2 separate regions of the Homo sapiens genome follow, and region 2 is linked to region 1. The links are chromatin contacts, found by Hi-C or POLR2A ChIA-PET in ENCODE. All regions are on one chromosome and are shown on one strand. Each heading gives the region's core, a stretch centred on a gene start or an enhancer-like site at or near the end of the contact. The rest is flanking DNA. Distances are from core to core; before and after follow the strand shown. Region 1 overlaps ACYP2 (acylphosphatase 2). Region 2 overlaps CIMIP6 (ciliary microtubule inner protein 6).

Evidence for each region. Hi-C counts contacts between places; a loop is a spot of excess contacts on that map. ChIA-PET counts read pairs that join two places held with the same protein, here RNA polymerase II (POLR2A). Pooled maps may share reads with other maps.
Region 2: a loop to region 1 is called in a map of heart left ventricle, with 7 times the contacts of the local background. The contact joins two enhancer-like sites. A Hi-C loop is called at or near these places in 1 of 168 maps with a recorded cell type or tissue (heart left ventricle) and 8 of 50 pooled maps. POLR2A ChIA-PET finds 5 or more read pairs at or near these places in 1 of 52 experiments (activated CD4-positive, alpha-beta T cell).

The regions. Positions count from the first base shown.
Region 1 is chr2:54,206,344-54,210,790 of GRCh38, forward strand. The region is part of intron 3 of ACYP2 (acylphosphatase 2); the gene reads left to right. Among named protein-coding and RNA genes, the nearest start is that of TSPYL6, 48 kb to the right of the region's middle. Within about 2 kb of position 2,119, at least 2 of the 41 ENCODE cell types and tissues checked have a DNase peak (open chromatin) inside an H3K27ac peak, as active enhancers do.
Region 2 is chr2:54,358,013-54,362,459 of GRCh38, forward strand. It overlaps CIMIP6 (ciliary microtubule inner protein 6), which reads left to right. Exons shown (of 5, transcript NM_001100396.2): 4 at 947-1,062; 5 at 2,191-3,569. The coding sequence ends at 2,550. Among named protein-coding and RNA genes, the nearest start is that of CIMIP6, 29 kb to the left of the region's middle. Within about 2 kb of position 2,284, at least 13 of the 41 ENCODE cell types and tissues checked have a DNase peak (open chromatin) inside an H3K27ac peak, as active enhancers do.

The sequences.
Region 1 (4,447 bases), core at 869-3,368:
ACCACCATTGCTGGTCGTGCTTGGAAAACTACTTTGAATTATTCTCCTATCCACTTAAAATTTATTTTCAAGTCCTGTGATTCTAAAATGCTTTTATTCAGATTATGTTATCATATGTTCTTGTTTAATTAGGTTGCCTGTCACTTTGCTAAAGGTCTAATTAGAAACGATATCTCTATTGTGTTTGATTCAGAATGAATGTACTAAAAGGCACTTTGAAAATAAGATAATGTCCTCGATGATGATATCCTTTATTTATGCCAGGTGCCTATTAGTATTTTGTAAACTCTCCATTTCACTTTAGCTCAATCTAATCCTCTTTGTGATTTTTTTCCATAATTGTAGAGTAAATAAAATTCACCTACTGGCTCCAAAATGTAATTTAGAAATGCAAACTAAATGTTCCCCTGTAGGGGGTGCAATCTGTTTTAAACTCTCAATATGTGTAATGAAAGCTATAAACCATAGAGGGAACTTTCGTGGGTTCCATCCATATTGTTCGGGGCAGGCTTTTTGAGTGATTTGAAAACTTTGTAAATTTGATGGTAGCCAATGTTTTTCTCAAGTTATAAAATTTACATAATATTAGGATGAATGCAGTACATTTATTTTTTTGTTATGATTTGGGGCATTGTATTAGAGTTCTCTAGAGAAGCAGAACCAATTGTGTGTGTGTGTATATGTGTGCATGTACATGTATATATATGTATATATGTAGAGGGAAAGTATGTGTCTGTATATATGTTTATATAGATATCTATATATAGATATATAGGTATATATATGCCTATATCTCAAGTTATTATATGTACATATATACAACATGTATATGTGTGTGTGTGTGTGTGTGTGTGTGTGTGTGTATAAAGAGAATGTGAGGAAATGGCTCATGCAATTATGATGGTGGGCAAGTTGGAATTTGTAGGGAAGGCTGGCAGGCTAGAAATTCAAGTAAGAGTTGATATTGTAGTCTTGATTCTGAAGCCTGGAAATGGTTAGAACTTCTATGTTGTAGTCTGGAGGCAGAATTTCCTCTCTCAGAAGCCTCAGTCTTTGTTCTTTAAGTTCTTCAATTGGTTGGGTGACACCCACCCACATTATGGAGGGTAATTTGCTTTACTTAAATTCAACTGATTGTAAATGTTAATCATATCTACAAAATACTTTTACAGCAACTTCTAGACTAAAATTTGACCAAACAATTAAGCACCATAGTCTAGCCAAGTTGACACATAAAATGTAACATCACAGGCCTCTTGCATATGTTATTGTCAGTAAGCCAAATTAAAGATAATGGTAGCTAGCATTTTTACTAACTTGGATTCAATATTTAGTGCAACTCTGCAGTAATAAAGATGTGAATTATACTGTAGCACTCCAAAATTGAGTGAATAGGACATGAAACAAAAGCCATGAACCATGATTCTTATCAGTTTGGATTTTTTCCAGAACATTTTTTGAGTCGGTCTTCTGCAATGGTATTGTTCTAGTTTGTTCTTTGAAACTCAGCTTTCAAGTTCTGTGTGTGCATTCAATATTGGGCAATTTTGAACGCATACTTAGAAGAGCGGCCAAAATGTAGATTAGAGAGAGAAGGTCAAACAACTTCTCATCCTGTGCAATTTCTGCAATCCTAAGCCTGTTATAACACAGAGTGTTCCAGGACCTCCCACAGATCCATGAAATGTATTCTCTGGGTTATGGTCTGCATGTGATTTGCTGTTCCTTGATGTCAAGCTTGCTGTTCATCTGACCCTCAAGATCCAGTCAGAGTCTTCAGTCACACTCACCCTCTAATTTTTTTGTATGTGTGTCACCAAGTTTTTGTCTTCTGTAATTCAGTTCACACTAAAAAAAAAAAAACTTTTTATTTCCCCCCTATATCCCTAAAGTGGTTCTTCCTCTTTCCCTCCCCTCTTCTTCCCTCTGTCTCTCTGATTTCTCAGTTTGATCCTGATGTGAATAACATACTACCCTTAGTCTTACATTTCTAATTTTTACTTTCTGTGGGAAACTTCCATCTATGTTTTTCTTTTTTCTTTTTTAAATCCTTAGCATAGTAAATGGAGGTTTGTTGTGTGGGTGTGGGAGCCGGGGGTGCAGGGGGTGGGATGTTTCTTTTTAATTGTTAGAGCTTGATCTCTACATGACTTTCCATTAGCTTGGAATCATGTGACTCCCAGGGTTGGGCAGGAAATTAGCTTTTGTCCAGAAGAGCAGGATACAACAAAAATTATTTTCTTAGCTCCAAAGGCCTCTTTGCTGCAGAAGCCCAAATTGAAAGAGTGGCTTAGTGATTCACTTAAGTCATTAGACAGCCTGCTGATAAGAATTAGTTTAGATTTTGAAAAAAAAGGGAGACTTTTTTTTTTCAGGGCTAAGTATAGGTCTCAGTTATAGAGAAAAGTAAGAGGAAAAATTGTCATATGCATACAGTATTACATAATATTCTATGTCATAAATCAAATTTTATGGGAGTAGGCATTTGTTGCATTGTGTCCTCATACCCAATTGTGTGATTGTGTGTGTGTGTGCATATATGTTCATTGAGGCAATTTGTAATAGAAAGTTTATTGGATTTTACTTTGATTTCTCCTTTATTAAAGTATTGAGGAAATGACAAAAACAATTCTTTGCTTTTACTTTTTTTTTTTGGCAAGCTCCACTTTTAAAACTGTTTATTTTTACAGATGTATTTCATCAGTTCTTAAGAATGAAGCTAGGAATGTTTGCTGGCTTCTCAGTTAGTACCACCCAGAAACTGAAAAAAATCTGTTTTCTTAAAATATGACATTGGGGGGAAGTAGAGAAACTTTTCATTTTTGTGACCTATTGGATTTAAAAAAATATATTTAAATAATGCATTTTTAATATTGCTGTTTAATGTACTGCTTATCTTAATTCCATATTGCTTTCTGACTCTTGGTTGTTGTACTTATTATTTTATAGTTAATAATTGTAATGGAAGGGGGATAAAAGTTCATGTTTTATTTTCTCTGGAAAATTTGAATACCCTGTCCATCCTAGAATTGTTTCTTATTCAGAGAGCCTCCTCCAGGTAAGTCTCCAAGAATTTTGACACTTAATAATCAAGTGTGACTCTCTGATCAGTCAACAAGTACACTTCTTATAAGGTATGTCTTAAAATAACAATATTAAGACATTGTTTGGACTCATTTTCTTTGGACCAGACTAGAATAAGCTGAGTGAGAAAATGACCTGGAATGGTTCATTCCTTCATTTCGCAAACATTTATTACGCTTCTCAGTTGTAACAGGTGTTGGCACCGTCCTATCTCTTCAGAAACTGACAGTTCAGTTTGAGACAAAAAATGAAAGCATTTACAATTCAGTATAGAGACTGTTAAAAAAGGGGTTCCTTTTCCTGATTGCATCCCACCATTTCTGGCCATCTTCACTCTATTCCTGCCATGTTGAGCTTTGAAGTTGAGGAATAAAGCAGAAGCAAGGATGGAAAAAAACTTACTTTGCAATCAATAAATAAAATTTAAATCAAGGCCGGCGCAGTGGCTCACACCTGTAATCCCAGCACTGTGGGAGGCTGAGGCTGGCGGATCGCTTGAGGCCAGGAGTTCAAGACCAGCCTGGCCAACATGGCGAAACCCCGTCTCTACTAAAAATACAAAAATTAGCTGGGCATGGTGGCGGGCACTTGTAATCCCAGATATTCCGGAGGCTGAGGCAGGAGAATTGCTTGAACCTGGGAGGCAAAGGTTGCAGTGAGCTGAGATTGCGCCCCTGTACTCCAGCCTGGGTGACAAGAATGAGACTGTGTCTCAAAAAAAAAAAAAAAAAAAAAAAAAAATTAACAGAGAACCATGGTACTACATTCCTTTTCTCTTAAATCCTTGATAAAACTAATGTATATCATAAAGCAGAGTTCCCCAAGTTGAGAAATAGATCCCATCCTCTTTTAGAAAAATAAAATCCCTGGACTTCCAATGTTGACTGAAATTGCTTTTATTATGTTACTTACATTACTTATATTGTTTATTACATTACTTAATATATACAAACATATAATTTTTGTGCTTATAACTCTATACAAATAAAACTAAAACAATAAATATAAATAGAATTACAAAACCATTACATTCAAATGAGCGGTGTTATAATTCACTTCCAATATGTTTTAGTGGGATGGGTGACTCTGCTTTGTTGAAATAGTTGTTGATTTAGGGGATTATAGTAGAAAGATGTTGCCACAAGTCTAGTTCTATGGTTCATCTGTTTCTGTATTTGAATTTTGATAATACATATCTAACAAATACCTATTTGCACAAGTATTGTAAGTACTTATGAGTATTGTTTATTCAAAACAGTATTAATAATTTTCAGTCTCTAATTGGAAATTAGGCTCATTAAGTCTTTTTTTTTCAGTAAAACTCTGCCAGTGAATAGTCTTGGAATAGCAGATTAAAGATGTA
Region 2 (4,447 bases), core at 1,034-3,533, 150 kb after region 1:
AACTGAGTTTTAAAAATTATTTAAGATGTTAAACATACATGGAGCACAGACCAATATAATGAACTCATATACTCATCACCCAGATTGAAAGATTATTTAGAAGTGATTTTTAAAGGATTTCATACTCTTGCAAATTTTTCAGAACCCCTGTTATTGGGCGAAATGAAAAGAATTATGTGTTCAACTACAACTGCAGCAGCCCTAGAGTCTTCCAATTCCATTAGTGCTAGCTTCGGCATACAATTTCTACCCTGTGGCCACAGCCACTGGCCAAACTATAGATTCAACATAGAATTTCTCATACTCTTTCTAGTCGTGAAAAGTTAACAAATTATAGTTATGTTTTCCCTAAAATGTATTGGTATCTGTGTAAAAAGCATATCTAACAATTTTTTTTTTTTTCCTTAATGAGACAAGATCTCTCTTTCGCCCAGGCTGAAGCACAGTGGTGCAGTCATGGCTCACTGCAGCCTTGAACTTTTGGGCTCAAGCGATCCTCCCACCTCAGCCTTCCAAACAGCTGGGATTATAGGCACATGCCACCACGCCTGGCTTATTTTTTGTAGAGATGGGGTTTCACCATGTTCCCCAGGCTAGTCCTCAAACTCCTGGGCTCAAGCAATCCTCCTGTCTTGGCCTCCTCCCAGGGCATGCTGGGATTACAGGAATGAGCCACCATGCCTGACCATATTGTTGTATTAATATTAATTTTAGTTTTAAAAATTACTAATAATTCCACACGTGGGGCTAATTTGGTTGTTTTGATTTGGCTCTTTTCATGAAGAAAGAATGGTGAATCCATTCTATTTATTATTTAGATTGTGTAAATAATCTTGCATACTTCAAGAATTTAGTTTTGTTACCATATTTTATATTATTAATACTGATTATATGTCCATAAACAAATCTAATTTTTTGTCCTGACTTCACAAAATCTTTTTTTTAGTACCACTTGCCTCTCCTGGTACATCAGCAGAACTTCAAAACAATTTTATAGAATACATCTCTTTTATACATCAATATGATGCCAGAAAAACTCCGAATGAGCCTCTCCAGGGAAAGGTGAGGCAGTATTTAGAATTATTTAATACTTTAAGACAGAGTAGATTTGTAGAACTTTAAGCTTTTTCAAGTCATAATTATCTTTCTGTCTATTTAAACAAACTACTTCAGTTATTAATAGGATAGAATGTTAGCCACATACCATAGTAAAATGTAAGGAATAATACTATCCTGGTATGGTGGTGCCACCTGTAGTCCCAGCTACTCAGGTGGGTGAGGTGGGAGAGTTGCTTGAGCCCAGGAGTTCGAGGCTGCAGTGAGCCGTAATTGCACCACTGCATTCCAGCCTGGGTGACACAATGAAACCTCATCTCAATCAATCAATCCAAACATAATAATTTGAATCAGTCTTTGGAATTTGGTCTACTTAAATTATTGAAATAATTTGTGTAAAATAATATCAAAGCATGCTGGGCACAGTGACTTGACGCCTGTAGTCCCAGCTACTCTGGAAGCTGAGGTAGGAGGATCACTTGAGTTTGAGGCCAGCCTGGGCAACATAGCAAGTCTCATTTCTAATAACAATAATAATAATAATAATAATAATAATAGTAATAATATCAAAGCAGTTTGACAAATGTTTTGATATGCTTAATACATGTGTGTGGCAGGGAGATGCATGTAAGGTTTATAAAGCCAAATAGAAATGTAATTGTCAATTATTGGATTTTTTTCCAACTATAGATGTTTGCTTTCATATTTTATTATTACTTAGCTTTTCATCAGCGTTAATAGGCATTTGGGATGCAATCATAAATTCTTAGGTCTATGAACTGTAGTTTTTGTTGTATCCATAGCAATCTTTAGAGCAAGAAATGAAATTTGATGTGAATAGTCTTAAACAGTCCAAATGATAAAAAAGTTGAGAATGGGAGATGAGCTGCTACTTCTTTGACATTCTGCCTTTTTCCTTCCTGTTCATTTTCTGATGCACCCTATTTTATAATTTAAAAGGTTCACCCATATATGGTGGTGTCTAGTTTGGGACTGAGGTGACACCAATGAAGAGGCAGAGAAGTGCCTGCATCACTGACTAGGACTTGAGCTAACGCACAAATTCAGTTCACAGCTGCATCTTCCAGCAATCTGCGTTCTCCTGGTTAATGTCGACTTTGTTTTCTTTTCCAGAGACACGGAGCTTTTGTACAGAGAGAGATAAAACCAGGCAGTAGGCCAACAGTTCCTAAAGGAGCAGAGGTATTACTGAACACTCCAGGGTCACGTTCATCAGAACAGTCCAAAAAAACAGAGAAAGGAAACTCAGCGGAAAGCAGAATGATCTCACCAGGTCTCTGCCAACAAAATTCTCAGGAGCTGTTAGAGCCTAAAACTCACTTATCAGAAACAGACGTCAGACAGGCAGCCAAGGCATGCCCCAGCACTCCTGAGAGCAGAGAAAAGACCTCAGGCGCCACTCAAACAACTGTAGGAGATGCTCTTTTCACTAGGCACAAGCCTTTAAATCCACCAATTAAAAAATCAGAATAAATTACCTTCTTCAGATAAAAATCTAATCCCTGGAATATAGGGAAATTTCACAATCATCATCTTGGCCCTCACATTTACTTTTCTGTTATCAGTAACTTCAGAACATACAATTTATGTAAATGGAAAAAGAGAAAAAAGACAATTAAAATACAACCAAATGTTATTAATAAGAGTGGTCTCCAATAAGTGGAGTGAGACATTATTTCTATGTCACATTCTTTATGAACACAACTTTGTTTTGCACAACACATGATCGTAATTAACAAATATAATACTTTTAGAAGAGAGGCCCTGTTAGACATGAGTGGACAGCTTTGGAATCAAACAAACTAGAGTTGGAATGTTGGCTTCACTTCATTCCTTGAGCTGTGTGACCTTGGGTAAGTAACTTAACCTCTCTAGACTTCAGTTTTCTCAACTGTAAAATTAGGAAAATAGCAACTTCGTAAGATTATTGAGGATGTGATTATGCACATTGATCAGTAAGTGGTCAATGTAATCATATCATCACTGCTACTATAATTCAATTTTCAATTTAAGGATAATGTTCTCTTATATATTTAATTTTTCCTCATTATTCTAAAACTTAGAACTCCTCCATATATAATTAAAAGTGTGAAAATCTAAAAATACTTCTGCCAGTACAAGATGCACAGACACATACACACTTAATTCAAAGACATATGGGTACTTAGAATATTGAAGTATTTTCTAAATTGTTTTCTATTTTACTCAGATCATTTCTAGCACCAACTCAACCTTTGCTTTTTGGATGAGTTTGGTAAGGATTAATTCTACTTCCAATTTGGTGTGTTTGGTGTGCCAAAATGTATCTATTATAAGATATGTTATATTGCATACAAGTGGAAGTAGGTGGAGTATTCCTCTGTTATAAAGAGTATTTACAAATTTCCATTGGGAAATATCAGCTGCTCACTATTATCTGCAGTATTGATAAGACTACAGCTATATCTTTATCCATTTATTCTCCATTAAAGAAATTGTGATAAACTGCAAAATAATGAATGTCATTATATTTTTTTGTGTTGGGGACTTCTAGTTCTTGCCACATATATATCTCCAATGTATATCTTGGAGATCTTTCCTTGTCAACATATGTAGGCAACCTTGTTATTTTAATAGCTCCATAGTCTTCAACACCATAGGTATACTACTATAAAATTGGAAAAATTAGAATGCAAGTTTTGGTATGAAGACAGGGAAGGGAGAGGTTGTTAGCATGTTTGGAAAAAGGTCTTAAAGCCTAGGGACTTGAATTTTTATCCTCATTGGAACAGGGATGGAAACTTATGTCCTCCAAAGTAGAAAGATAGAATTGAAATCTGCATAAAGCTAGAACTCTCAAATGGCTGGCCTGTCAGTACAAGGCAGACTCCACTCCACTCATATAACCAGGAAGATAGCAAGAAAATTTGCCTCTGCCTGGAGCTATGGATAGTGAATAAACTCCTTGTGAAAAAGTAAAACCCCAAGCTTGTACCATGCTCCAGTTAGGAATATGAATTTACATGTAAGACTTCTCTTAGGACACAAAACCAAAAAATTCCTCTAGTGATACCACTGAAGTCCCTGACAAAAGCAAATGCAAACCCTCCCTGGAGAGAGTTTCATGATCAACACAAAAAAGGAATCCCTGTTAAAGATAGTCACAAACAAAAATTACAAATCACACCAAGAAGAAAACCAAACTGAGCAAGAGTCTGCAGTACAAAAGAATGACTATAATTTCAGAACTGGAGATAAAAGAATTAAAACATATAATTTCAAAACTGGAGATAAAAGAATTAAAACACTTTCAATTTGAAGATCCTTGGTTTTTTTCCACCTTAGAAAATTTTATTATGTTGCCTTTTCTGTTATTTCCATCCCTTCCATT